2 separate regions of the Mus musculus genome follow, and region 2 is linked to region 1. The links are chromatin contacts, found by Hi-C in ENCODE. All regions are on one chromosome and are shown on one strand. The core of a region is the stretch at or near the end of the contact, and the rest is flanking DNA. Distances in the headings are between cores, read along the strand shown. Region 1 holds the start of Napb (N-ethylmaleimide sensitive fusion protein attachment protein beta). Region 2 has its middle 15 kb from the start of Cst3.

What was found. Hi-C counts contacts between places; a loop is a spot of excess contacts on that map.
Region 2: a loop to region 1 is called in a map of Patski, with 2.2 times the contacts of the local background. The contact joins the enhancer-like site here to the promoter of Napb in region 1. A Hi-C loop is called at or near these places in 2 of 37 maps with a recorded cell type or tissue (Patski and left cerebral cortex).

Annotation. Positions count from the first base shown.
Region 1 is chr2:148,729,933-148,736,724 of GRCm38, reverse strand. It overlaps Napb (N-ethylmaleimide sensitive fusion protein attachment protein beta), which reads left to right and starts at 4,305. Exons shown (of 11, transcript NM_019632.3): 1 at 4,305-4,459. The coding sequence starts at 4,362.
Region 2 is chr2:148,886,867-148,893,658 of GRCm38, reverse strand. No RefSeq gene overlaps it. Among named protein-coding and RNA genes, the nearest start is that of Cst3, 15 kb to the right of the region's middle. Within about 2 kb of position 3,043, at least 1 of the 3 ENCODE cell types and tissues checked has a DNase peak (open chromatin) inside an H3K27ac peak, as active enhancers do.

The sequences.
Region 1 (6,792 bases), core at 3,056-5,555:
CTGTATCTTCAAAGTCAATTACTGTAATGCGAGTAAGTCATCGAAACCTCAGCTCTTCCCCACTGGTCATGAAGTACCGCTGGCATTCTCTTAATTCAACTGGGGGCAGGGTGTTCCAGATAAGAGCAATTCCCTTCATTTGCAAGACAGATGTGAAAATTTTTGTGAAAGCCCAATTTCACACAACTCAACTATGCTCCACGGGAAAGAGTTATATAAATCTAATGTGCTCAGCTATTGGTAGTTAACAATAACAGTCATGTCTCCTGAGTGCTTTGCATCAAAGATGTTCCCTCTTAGCTGATGTCCTAAAGCCTTAGCTCAAAGAAATATAAACTACAAATCTATATCTTGAAGACGTCTAAGTTTAAGTTTAGATGGGAATGCATATGTTAAAAGTGAAAGAGGAATTGGGGGATGTCTCTATGGATCAGAAACTTGTGGTACAAGCAATAGGATATATTTAAGGAAACTGCTAAATCATATCTATAAAGTCCTTTGGGTGGATATTTATAGCATGTGTTACTTAGCAGGAAAAGCTACTTCCCCCCAGTACACACACACACACCTGCCACACAGATTCACCTCTCCCACAAACTCATATTGCTTTGAATGTCTTTTGAAAATTAATAAAAGACATCATTAACTAGTTTCTAGTTATGAATGCATTGCTTTCATGATTATGGTTAAAAAGCCTTCTGGATAAGCTCTGTTTTTCCTGCCTATTAAAGTAAAGCACAATGTTTTAGGAGTGGTGTGGCCTAAGGGGGATTATCTTGATTGTGCCGATTAAACTGGAAGACTCCCCCATTGTAGGTAGCACCATTCCACAGATAGGATAATGGGCTATATGAGAGGCAAGGGAGAGGAGAACAGGTAGTGCTGGAGTCTTACTCGCGTTCTCGCGACCGGCCAGGAAAGACGCAGCAAACCGGAATCTTCTGCGGCAAAGCTTTATTGCTTACATCTTCAGGAGCCAGAGAGCAAGAGAGCAAGAGCTCTATTGCTTACATCTTTAGGAGCCAGAGCGCAAGAGTGCAAGAGCGCAAGAGCAAGAGCTCTATTGTTTACATCTTTAGGAGCCAGAGCGCAAGAGAGCAAGAGTGAGGGCAAGAGCGCAAGAGCGCAAGAGCTTTATTGCTTACATCTTCAGGAGCAAGAAGCAAGAGCCAGAGCAAGAGAGAGAATGGCGAAACCCCGTCCCTTTTAAGGAGAATTATTCTCCGCCTAGGACGTATTACTCCTTGATTGGCTGCAGCCCATCGGCCGAGTTGTCGTCACGGGGAAGGCAGAGCACATGGGGTGGAGAACTACCCTTGGCACATGCGCAGATTATTTGTTTACCACTTAGAACACAGGATGTCAGCTCCATCTTGCAACGGCGAATGTGAGGGCGGCTCCCCACACTGGAGCAGCGTAGCATTTATTGCCCTTGTTTCTATTGTAGATACTGTGACCAGATGCTTGGTGCTCCTCCACCTTAGTTTTCCTTCTCTGATCGACCAAGACCTTGAACTGTGGGTCAGGATTATTATCTCCCTTAAGTTGCTTTTGGCAGAGTATTTTCTCAAAGCAGAAGAGAAATTAAGGTAAATGTCCTGGAAGAGGGGGCTGATACCCTAGCAGACTCCTTAGGGTAGGAAGGGTCACCAGAGGTGATTCTATTTCTCAGCTTGGGGGTCTCCAGACATACAACATGGTCAGCACTACCAGGGTGGACCAGGCTGTTGACTGACTTCCTCTAACCTATCTGTGGTGGCTTAAAACTGCCTTTAAGGTCAGCCTGGCCTATGTAGCAAGCTCTAGGACAACCAGTATTACAGAGAGACCTTGTCCCAGAAAAAAACAAAACAAAACAGCAAACAAATAAACAAGGTTGAGTCCCTCTCATCAAGAAATATCATCCAATTCCCCTCCCTGTATGTAGGCTAGCTTTACCTCTTTGCTTCGGTGTAGAAAAGTGTCACACCATTCTTTACTGTTGAGGCTTGGTTATAAAAGGTGGCCCTACTCTACCTACAACTCTAGCAACAGGCAGATGGCCACATCCTCTACTCACGAACGTCATTTTCTGTTAGAACTGGGGATTTCAGATGAGTTCAGTCATGCCTCTATGTTGGAGACCATACCGTGAGAAAAAGCCTTTCACAGTCTCCCACCCTGACAAGCCAAATGACCTTGTGCTAGGAGCTGCTCATCACTTCCTTCTCCCTGTTCCCTTTCTGGCACCTGAGGCTGTAAAAGCTGAATTCTTCCTTATCTCTTCCTGATTCCCATGACATCCAAGGACACGAGTTACTTGCTGAGCCCGGACTGACACCCAAGGCTGTTAAGGAGGATTCGAATTCCGGAGATAAGACGAAGAATGCCTGCCACCTGGAGCCTGACTTCGGCCTTCATGTCCCCAGATGCCCACTTCTTTGTTCTTTGTTAATTCCCCCTCAATCCCTCCCTATTCCCCTCGATGTATGCTTTAAGAACCACTGTTTCTGCCTAATAAACTGAGACCTTGATAGGAATCCCTTCTTGGTCTCGGCTTCTCCTTTCTCTCCCTCCCATTTCCGCCCAGGTTTGCAGTCCCCCTCGAACCCACGAATAACTGAGTCCTGCTGGGTGGGATAACCTCTATGGACTGTTTGATATGGAGAGTGGGCCTTTAACCTTCTAATCTACTCTTCTTTGTATTCACTCAGCTTGAATGTATCCGGAATGTCCATTGAATAGGATGTGCCCAGAGCCACTGTAAGGTAGGTGCCACAGTCTGAATGAATGAGCATCCATTAAAGGCAGATGAGTGAAATGTCTGGTTTTTGAGGTGTGCTTTGGGAGAATGTATTCTGGTTCCTTTTCATCCAAAGCTTTAGAATTTAGAATGATTAACTCCAGAATAGGGTAGAGTGGAGATCTGGACACCAAAGACTAGTGGCAGAGGGATCAATATTTCTTGACTATCCTGCAGAGTTGTTCCATTCAGCCAGGGTTGGGAATTGCTCTGATCAACACACTGCTGCTGCCCATGATGCTTAGGAGTTGACTCAATCCACCAAATTCCCCAACTGACTCCTTTTCAAATGCCAATGTTGGTTCACTTTTTGCAATTTTTCTCTCTTCAATCCAACATCCACTGCCACCTCCAATTTCCTACCTCCGTCTACCCTCCTGCTCCAAACTTGCAAATCAGTTCTCCAAAGTGAAAAAAAAAACAACAACAAAAAAACAAGCTCATAGTAGTTGTAAAAAAAACTATGCACCAAGAGCCGATATTCCCCTCTATCTTGAGAGCATCCTGCTATGGTTGGATCATGCCACACTGTGACATCAGTTTTGGTAGCTTGTTTCCAGGAGTTTAAACGCTCTTGCTATGTTCTCTGAAAACAGGCTTCATTTTCTTAGACAAATTCTGCTTGCCAGTTCCTACAGCGTATTCATGAAGAGTTTTAAATCATCAGAAACTCTCATTTGGCAGTAATTCTATTTGCTGCACCACCTAAGAAGTAGCACTGCCAAGCATAAATGGTCTAGACATTGTATTAAAAAACACCTCCCTCTGGGACAGGCCTAGAAGTCACTGGCACAGGATTGCATCTATCTATGGATATTTAGTAGATTAGAAGTCTTCCTGGCAGACAGGAATTTTGTCAAGATCCACCCACTATAGCCAGCATTATGTAAAGCATAAGAGAGTTCACTGGCTTATAGCCATTTAATAGAATTCAGTCAATAACAAGAGTAGATTGTGCCTACAGGAAAGATATGCAATCCATTTTTAAACAAGAGGACCAAATGGAAAGTTGTAGTTTGGGGACGCTTAAAATCAACTCTGAATTTATATTGGGGATGATGATGCATTTTTAATGTCTTGCTGTCAGAAATTAAAAATAGCTCTTTAGGCCAGCTGTTGCTGCTTTTCTGGCAGAGTTGGGAGGTGGGGCACCACATGGTTGACTAAATTGAGCTGAACTGCTGCATTAGATTAAATTTTGCAGTATTGCTTGTAGAGTGTCTCTCTGTCTCCCTCTCTCTGTCTGTCTCTGTCTCTATCTCTGTCTCTCTCTCTCTTTCTTTCTCTCTCTCAACCTTGAAGTCTACCTCCAAGGGTCCAAGGCCCAAGACCCCTCCAGAAGGCCACGCCCCTTCCCCCTCCTCCAGGGAGTCCGGGAGAACGCCCGGCCCTGCCCAGCAGCCTGCTGGGAACTGTAGTTGTGGTCTCTGACAAACTGGCATTAAGGTGGAATGTAGGACTACAGATCCCGAAAGGCCACGCGTGCCGCGCCTGCGTGTCCGCACCTGCTGGAGGGAGGGCTAAGTCGTCCCGGGAGCCTAGCTAGTCAGCAGAGGAGGCTTTGGCTGCAGCGGGTGACATGGACAACGCAGGGAAGGAGCGAGAAGCGGTCCAGCTTATGGCGGAGGCCGAGAAGCGAGTGAAGGCTTCCCACTCTTTCCTCCGAGGGTTGTTCGGGTGAGCGCCAGAGGTCTTGCCCTTAGGGGTCTTGGTGCCCGATCCCCTGCCCAGCCGGCTGCCACCGCAGAGTACCCCGCGCAACTGCTTAGGGTTACGGGATTCCCAGTGGCCCACGCTCTGTTTTGGGTCCCGTAGCATCCAGGGCCTCATCGCATCCCTTGGGCCGTGTCTGGGGTGTCTCTCCAGTCAGCACACACTGCAAGCCCCAGAACCTTTTGGGGATCCTCAGGCCTTGGACACCCCTCACCCACACCCGGAGAACCTCTAGCTCACAATCCCCAGGCACCCTTAAACAACCCAGAACACCTACGCGTCCTCGGAGATCTCTGTGGTCCCCCAAGTCCCATGCGTCGCCAACGGTCCGGTGCTAGCTCCAGGGTCCGCGCCAAGCTGCCTCTTCAAGGATGCCACCCCTCCTGGTGGACCAGATTTATTCATTTCCCCTGGTTGGGCCCGTAAATCCCCCGGGGGAGCCAGGACTGTGAGGTTCTGGAATTCAACCTGGAGTTTGGCAGCAGCTGGTGGCTCGTGGGGAGCGCGAAGTCTGCGCCCCTGTATCCCGGGCACTTGCCCGCTGGCCTTGGCTCAAGGGCCTTGAAATCATATCCTCCTTGGTGTGTTTTTCATTTGCCAGAGTGACTTGTATCCGTAGTTCAGGCTTCCCGTTTGATGAACTGTATGTAACATTGCTCCTTTTTAAAGTCAGAGTATCCTTTGGGAATCCCGTGATTTTGTTAATTCTTACATATCTTGGTAGGGAAGGGTTTGGTTTACATTCTGAGCTTTCAAAAAGCAAAACCTGCCCTGAGAGCTTGTGGAAGAATTCTGGGCTGTTGATTATGCGAATGATTCAGCTGTTTATGACAGCGGTAGAAATTACGTGTGCCTCTTCTTTTTTTTCTCCCATTTGAAAGTGAAAGATCTGTACCAAGAACAGATTTTAATTATCGAGAGGGACTAGAGGTACATACTAAACTGCTGCATTGTGAGACGCAGTTTCTGTAAAAATTCAGTATAGACACTTAAGTGCTGAAAATGTACCCAGTGAACTTTGACTTTTATTTTTACTTCATTCATCTGACTACTAATTACATTAATTATTATATAATAGTTTAATTGAGCCCCATTATGTTTGCATCTCCAGGAAATGCTTAGAGTCACATTGATACAGTTTATGGTACCATGGTCTGCCAAGATAGAGAAGGAGACCATGCTTGGAGACCCCTAAGGGCATTTGTCTCTGCTAGTTCTTAAATTTCTCATGTAATATGAAGCTTGGAAGTGTAGGTGTAAGTTATAGATACTGCTTCCTCTTTCAAAGGGACAAGGAGCATTGCAAGTGCCAAAGACTAATTCTTGTCTGAGTCACAAAACACACACTGGATTGCATTCAGTCTGTGTGAAATTTAATGGCAGAGTAGCTCACCTTGGGAGATGATGTTAATACACATTCCACATCGGGATGTGCTTCCTTGAGCCAGTTATGGACATTTAATTTTGGTCAAGAGGAGCACTGTTTTGAGGAAACTATGTCAAATCTTGAGACACTCATCGGAAAGGATTTTGAGGAATCTTTATTTCTGAAGAAACATCTTTTGGGCCGTTGCTGCCCTGTCAGTGGCAGGCCAGGTAGGAAGACTTTCATTTCCCATCCACGCTCAGTTTGTGTGGAGTCACTTAGAAACAGCAGTCCAGGTTGTTACCGTGGGGTTTGGAAAAGGTTAGCTTTGCTTCTTTGGGCCTCAGTTTCTTCTGCTATAATCCAGTGTGTCTTGTGATTAATAATCAATGAGTTTATAAAATACTTAGACCTGTGGAGGTTGGAAATGGCTGTGGCATGATTATCCACATACTTATCAGAGCTGGCAGTCCCTCTTATCAAAGAAGCAGAAGGGCAGATGGATTGAGTTTTATGGGATTTCAGAGCCAAAAGTGTGGTCACTAGCTTAAATGAATAAATACCTTAAGAGTCTTAGCCAGGTTAAGTGTCCTTTGCACTCAGGACTGGGAGGTTTCTAGTCATATTTGGTTCTGAAAGCTTAGGAGAAGAATATGTAGAACTTCATATGATCCATTATAAGTATATAAGTATTTGAAACCCCAAACTAGACCTATTTCTCTTTTAGTTACAATGGTCCTGTGGGTGTGCTATTGCAAGCATCTGTCATCACCTTACACGTTGCCCTGCCCCACCCCTCTTTGGTTCTATCCCTCATTTACGGTAGTGTTATCCATCCCCATGTGAGACTCTCAAGTTAACAGGGAATTAATCATGGCAAGTATCATCGGCGCTCCTGCTTAAGAGATGGACAGGTGATGATTTAAGGATG
Region 2 (6,792 bases), core at 1,794-4,293, 160 kb before region 1:
CATTTTCTTTTTTTTCTTTTTTTTAATTAGGTATTTTCTTCATTTACATTTCCAATGCTATCCCAAAAGTCCCCCAACATTCCCCTACCCACCCACTCCCACTTCTTGGCCCTGGCGTTCCCCTGTGCTGAGGCATATAAAGTTTGCAAGACCAAGAGGCCTCTCTTCCCAATGATGGCCAACTAGGCCATATTCTGCTACAGCATTTTCTAAAGTTTTAATTAAACCAGGGTTTGTGGAGATTTAATTTTTTCCTTTCAAAGCCTCATCAAGCAAAGGAAGAGTTCTATGTTACTTTGCAGCATTAGAGGTGTTGATGGCTTTTCATTTTCACATGAGTCACTTCCATAAGAAAGTTTCATTATCACTCAAGTTCCAACCAAAGGTGATGCTCATGGGCATCAAGCAAATATGGTCATATTTGGCCAAAGGTCATTTGCTCCACTGATGCAATCTGAACTTCTACATAAGTAGCTGGAAAGGGAATGTACAGGATGAGTGTCCATGTAACATCTCCCTTTTCATTTACATTGAGGCACCTATTTGTAAAGGTCAGTGTCTGATTACAGAGGCTATTACATAGTTTTTTGTATAATTTTAAAAATGTGACGTGTGTAACTTTAATCCTTTGTTACAAAAACTAATTAACACTGGCCTAAGTGCTGATTTGAAATGCTATTTTGTAAGGTTTGGATGTAAATAAGAGAGGTTGGCTGTTTGTATATGTGTGAGACATAGCTTCTTCCACTGCTGTTTGTTTTTAACTTGAGGTACTTCCTGTGTGCTTTTATATTAGAGTTGTTCCTCCCTCATTTCTCCCCCAACATCTGTCACCCTTGTGTTAAATAAACTGTCCTTTAGATAACACACACACACAAAGAGAGAGAGACAGACAGACAGAGAGAGACAGAGACAGAGAGAGACAGAGACAGAGACGGAACATTTCAGTAAACCAACTTAACATCAGTATGCCAAGTACTGTCTGCAAATAAAATCCTGATGAATGATCGAGAGACCTAAGACCTATCTGGGAGGGTTCTCTTTCTTTTAGGAGAAAAAGAACACTGTAGCTTGTAAAAGGCATGAACTCTGGTCTACTCTAGCTCTGGTTGTTACTGTCTGGGACTTAGTGTGTCCCATCTGTAGCAGACACAATAACCAATGGTAAGTTAGACTTGCTTGTGAATATATTTATTAGACTGCCGAGCATTCTAGTGAATCCCTAGTGAACCAAACCATTCACTAGACATCACACAGCAAATGGGACAGAGCTGCTTTCTGCTTATTATTTGTGATGACTGTAATGATATTTTACTGAAAATTACTAAAAATTCCAGAAGCTTCTTAGTCAGTGGAGAAAGTCAAAAGAGTGACCAGGATTGACTACAATGGAATTTTCTTAAGGTAGAGAAGTACGCAGAACAATGTCTACGGGGAACTAAACCTAAGGCGAGTTGATTTTTAAGACAAAGGATTCTAGTGAACTGCAATGAGAAACCCCCAGGGGAGTCTTGTATGGCCTGGTCTGGGAACAGAGTACAAGATAAGGATCAGGCAGCCAGGGATGGCCAATTTCAGCCCTTGTACTATGGCTGGTTGCTCTGCCAGTTTTTTACAGTGGAGCACAGATGGTCACCATGGTGGGGACAGCAAACAAGCCTCCTAAAATCATGGACATGGTATCCCTCCGTGTTTTGGACTATCCTCGTCTCTTTGTTTTATACGTCTAGACCTTAGATCCAAAGTCAGGACCTCTCACTGACAGCAAGACAAGTCAAACCTTAAGAGAAGCAGTTAGAGAAGGTAAAAACCAAACACAAAAAGAAAGTAGAAGGATTTTTCAAAAAGGACGACAGTTCAGAAGGGACAGAGAGCTCTCTAAAAGTAAACAACAAAACTATAGATAACAAGTATAGAGATAAAACTAAACAATTAGACTTGGCTAATGATCTATGTGATTGAGATTGCTTCATTGGAATGTTAGTAAAATATTTACAGGGCTACTCTGAACTAGCTAGTTTTCCCATGCTATATTGTTCCAAATGATACCAGGATTGCTGCATGGCAAATAACTGTAGTCTTCCGAATTGTCATTACTGACCAGTTTTGATGCATTGTTTTTGGGCTATCTTAATGACATGCAGGGATGTCCTGTATACAGTAGAGTAGCTTGTTAAAAGTACCAGTTACAGCCAAGGAAATGCATGTTTGGTACAAAGGACTCAATCCAGCCGAAGGCTCTTCTCACTGACCTTTAACAAAAACTAAACACCACCAACAAAAAAGTTAGAAAACAAAGAAACCAATAATCTTCCACAGGAAGCCTGCCAAACCTCTAAGGCAGGGATATAGTGCTTCCTGGTTTTGTGAGCCCTTGCTGCCATAGTTGTGGCACAGAGTAGTCCAGCAGCCAGCAGTATCAGAGTCAGCATCAGAAACCCAGATGCTATATCAGTACCACCTCAGAACTTAATTGTGGTAACTCCCCAGTTCAGATGATGTTTCCAGACTTGCATAGGGCTCTAGGTAAAGATGAGGATAGGGAACAGAGACTGGGAAGTGTCAGCAAGGAAGGGTAAAGGTGGGTTACACCGAGGATGCAAATACAGTTGGATACCAAGGATAGAATCTTATGTTCTACAGCATAATAGTGTGACTACATTTAAACACATATGTCTATATATGTGGATGGATAGATATGGATAGATGGATAATTGGTTAGATAGTTAGGTGATAGATGCATATATATAAACAAAATGTGATGTATACATTTATATATCACATTTTAAATGATATAGAAAAGCTTAAGCTTCCAAAAGCTTGCAAATATGTCACATTCAACACAATAACTAAAGATATAGAAAAGCCAATTACCATGATCTGATTACCATATATTACATACAAATATAAAATTATGGCACTACACACAGTTAATATGCTACATTGTGTCTTCTGGAAAAGCACTGGGTGAGGAACTGGTCCAGTCTCAGTTCAGCCCTGTGTGGCCAGAACCAAAAAAAGAAGAGTGCTAGACTTCTGCCAGTAGTGGGGAGAGGGAAGTTTGGCCCTTTTTCTAGTTCTAGGGGAAGAAGGGAATGACACTGGATAGAAACTATGATAAATCAACAGAAAAAGGGCAGCAGTGTGGGAATTCTCCCTCCTCGGTCCATGTTAACTAGAGAGGATGTACAGAGCCTGGAGGGATATGAAAAGCTTACTTCTACTAGCGTGGGATTAGAAGCAGAAGACAAACAAAACCTGTGTCCTATGCCACTGTAAGAAAGCTGGACATGCAGCCAGTTCCTGATGGATTCCTGGACCAGTTCTCAGTCCAGCTTCTGCAACCCTGGGAAGGCCACTTATGACAATTATAGATGCGGCTGCTTCTATGTTTAGCCAAGAAGCAAAGCCAATTAGTCTGGGATTGCTGCCCCTTCTTAATACAAGAGAGCTGGCTGACAGTGATGTCCTTTATTCTACCCTCTCTTGTTCCTCAGAGGAAAAATTAAGATTCAGAAAGAGACAAAGCTTTCATTCATCCTGGCCAGTTAATTAGGACTCAGTCTGACCAAGTGTTAAGAATTCAGAATGCTTAAGCAGCTTTCGAAAGTCTCCCGAGTCTTCTCCAATGAGCCAGGGAGTGTTTTCAGATGCGGCTTGAATGTTTTGTTTTAATACACTCTGTCAGATACAATCTCTATTCCCACTATACATCATCTGGTCAAATGTGTTTCTTGTTTCTTATTCTTGGAAGTGAAATTAATAATGGAAAGCAGAAAAAGATTTTTTTCAGTTTGGACACAGTGGGAGAGGGACAAAGAGATCCATTGACCACCACTCCCTATCCCCACCCCTGCACACACACACACACACACACACACACACACACATCTTCAAGATCCAGAAGTGAGATTAAAATTTAAATAGAGGGCCAAGGATATGTATATCTAAGCAGTCCTAATCTAGGTATGGTCTGCCCACCATTGATCTATTCCAGTCTAGACTTCAGTCTCATCCTGGAGGGTGGTCTGTCAAGATATTAGAACTATGTTAAATCTCTTTCCTAATTATAAGTTTTTCATCTATCTGGGCCTTTCCTTCTCCCAGCAGGAGATTACTGGAAGAAATCTCCATTTCTTTGGGGTCCATTGTTTCAATAGTCTCTTCGAATTGTCTTCATTTCTGCCTAGCCAGTTACAGGAACACAAAACTTGATCCTGTCTTGTTTCATTATTTTCCTCCCAGCTGTTTGGGATTAGAGTTGTTTAACACCCAGAAAAGCACATGTAAATCTAAGGTCTCACGGACAGTTTTTGAGAAAATTTGGCTCCAACTGGGATCTGTTGGGGTATTTCTCATTCACTGAGTCATGTGCCTGCGGGTCTTGGTCTCACAACGGTTCTTCACTTGCTGGGTTCCTTACCTAGGCCCTTGATCCTCCAAAAGGCATTGTGTTTGTCCTGGCGCACTTCCCATTTCCACAAAAAAGGAACAGAATCCATTTGCTTCCTTTTTCTGTCTGAACTGTTTAGAGAAGAGCTCTCTGCTTCCACACCTATGTCACCCAACCCTCTACCTTGGGACTGTTTAAGGACCAAAAGAGGAAACATAACAGGACCTGGACCACAATTTGAGAACTAGTAGACTGTACCAAATGTATTGATTCCCCAACCTCATCTTCTGCCTACCTCCTACCTCTTTCCTTTTCTTGTTACGTTTCTCTACCTTGAATCATTTCCTCATTGTTTCTCACAGCCACAGGATAAAAAGGAATTAGATTTCTTCAGCATCTGGTTTTGGGTCTTAGGAAAGACCTTCATTCATGTGGGATAACCCTTCTTGCCAAAGAACTTTTAGCCACACACCCCTACAGGCCCTTGAAGTTCATTCAGCCCAGAGCACATGAGTCAGATCAATCAGGGAATGAGTATGAAGACTTTTGCCTTGAAAGTCATAGGTCAGGTTCACTGGGAAAATGTCTCCTGTACCAATGCATTCAAGGCTATTTCTCACTTGTTCTTCTATGAGATTAACTGTATTCAGCTTTATAATGAGGTCCTTGATCCACTTGAGTTTTTGTGCAGGGGTGATAAATATGGATTTATTTGCATTCTTCTACATGCAGACATCCAGTTAGGCCAGCACCATTTGATGAAGATGTTTGATGTTTTCGATTGTATGGTTTTGGCTTCTTTGTCAAAAATCAAGTGTCCATGGATGTGTAGGTTTATTTCTGGGTCTTCGATTCTATTCCATTGATTGACCTGTCTGTCTCTGTGCCAATACCATGTAGTTTTTATTACTGTTGCTCTTTAGTACAGCTTGAGGTCAGGCATGGCGATTCCACCAGAGGTTCTTTTATCATTGAGAAGAGTTTTCAGGTGTTGAAGTGTTCTTGGATTTGGTTTGAGAGAATTTTGTTGAGGATTTGTGCATTGATGGTCATAAATGAAATTGGCCTGAAGTTCTCTTTCTCTGTTGAGTGTTTGTGTGGTTTAGGTATCGGGGTAATTATGGCCTTATTGAAGGAGTTAGGTAGTGTTCCTTCTGATTCTACTTTGTGGAATAATTTGGGGAGTATTGGTATTAGCCCTTCTTTGAAAGTCTGGTAGGAGCGACTCAACTCTTAGAAGTTGTAGTCTGTCCTTCAGTCTCTGCTCCATTCTTTGTCCCTGCATTTCCTTTAGACAGGAACAATTCTGTGTTAATATTTTTTGAGATGGGTGGATGGCCCCATTCCTCAACCGGGGGCTGTGCCTAACCTCTGGATATGTTCTCTACAGGTTCTCTCTCTCCTCTGGTGAGTATTTCAGCTAAATGCCATCCCTTTGGGTCCTGGGAGCCTCTTGCTTTCCTGGCATCTGGGACTTTCTAGAGACCATCCAAACACTGTCCCACCTAGGGATCCATTCCATCTGTAGACACCAAACCCAGACACTATTGCACTGATCCCAAGAGTGCATGATGTCTTGTATGGCTTTGCCAGAGCCTGACCAATACAGATGCAGATGCTCAAAACCAACCATCAGACTGAGCACAGGGATCCCAGTGGAAGGGTTAGGGGAAGGACTGAAGGAGCTGAAGAGGTTTGCAACCCCATAGGAAGGATGAGTGGATATGCTCCCGTATGGAAGCAGAAGGGAAGGGGAATAGGATGGGGGTTTTCAAAAGGGAAACCGAGAAGGAGGATAATATTTGAAATGTAAATAAATAAAATAACCAATAAAAAGAGAAAAGAAAAGAAGTTGTAATCTAACCTTAAGCATGCACCATGACACATGTGTGATCACTTGGTGCAATGCTATGCAAAGTAGTATACCTAATTTTCTTGACCACCCCAAAGGACCTAATTAACAGCCTCTTCTAGGAGTTACCATGCCTCAGTCACAGGACACAGTGTTTCTCAAGCACTAGTAAATAAACAAGATAGCCACAAAGCTACATCCACACAAAGAAAGCAAGAAAGCATGGGAAGAAAAGAAACTGAGGCAAAGTATTAGTCTTCTTTTTTATTTCTCCTTCAGCTCCCTCAAGCTAACTAAAAACAGCATGTAAGTATGATATATTCTTATATCCAAAACAAAAGCACCCTATGTTTTAATTTCATAATTTTATTTGACCCAGCACCTGGTCCACACTGTATCTGTCCTGCACCCTAAAAAGCACATTGCATTTTATACTCTTGCAGGTGAACACAGTGGCTGTTGTGAGCATCCAGGTGTTGTGCTGCTATGCAAAAGGTCACTAAGTCTTACTTGTCACCCCACTATGGACAGGGTAGATTCTGTCTGG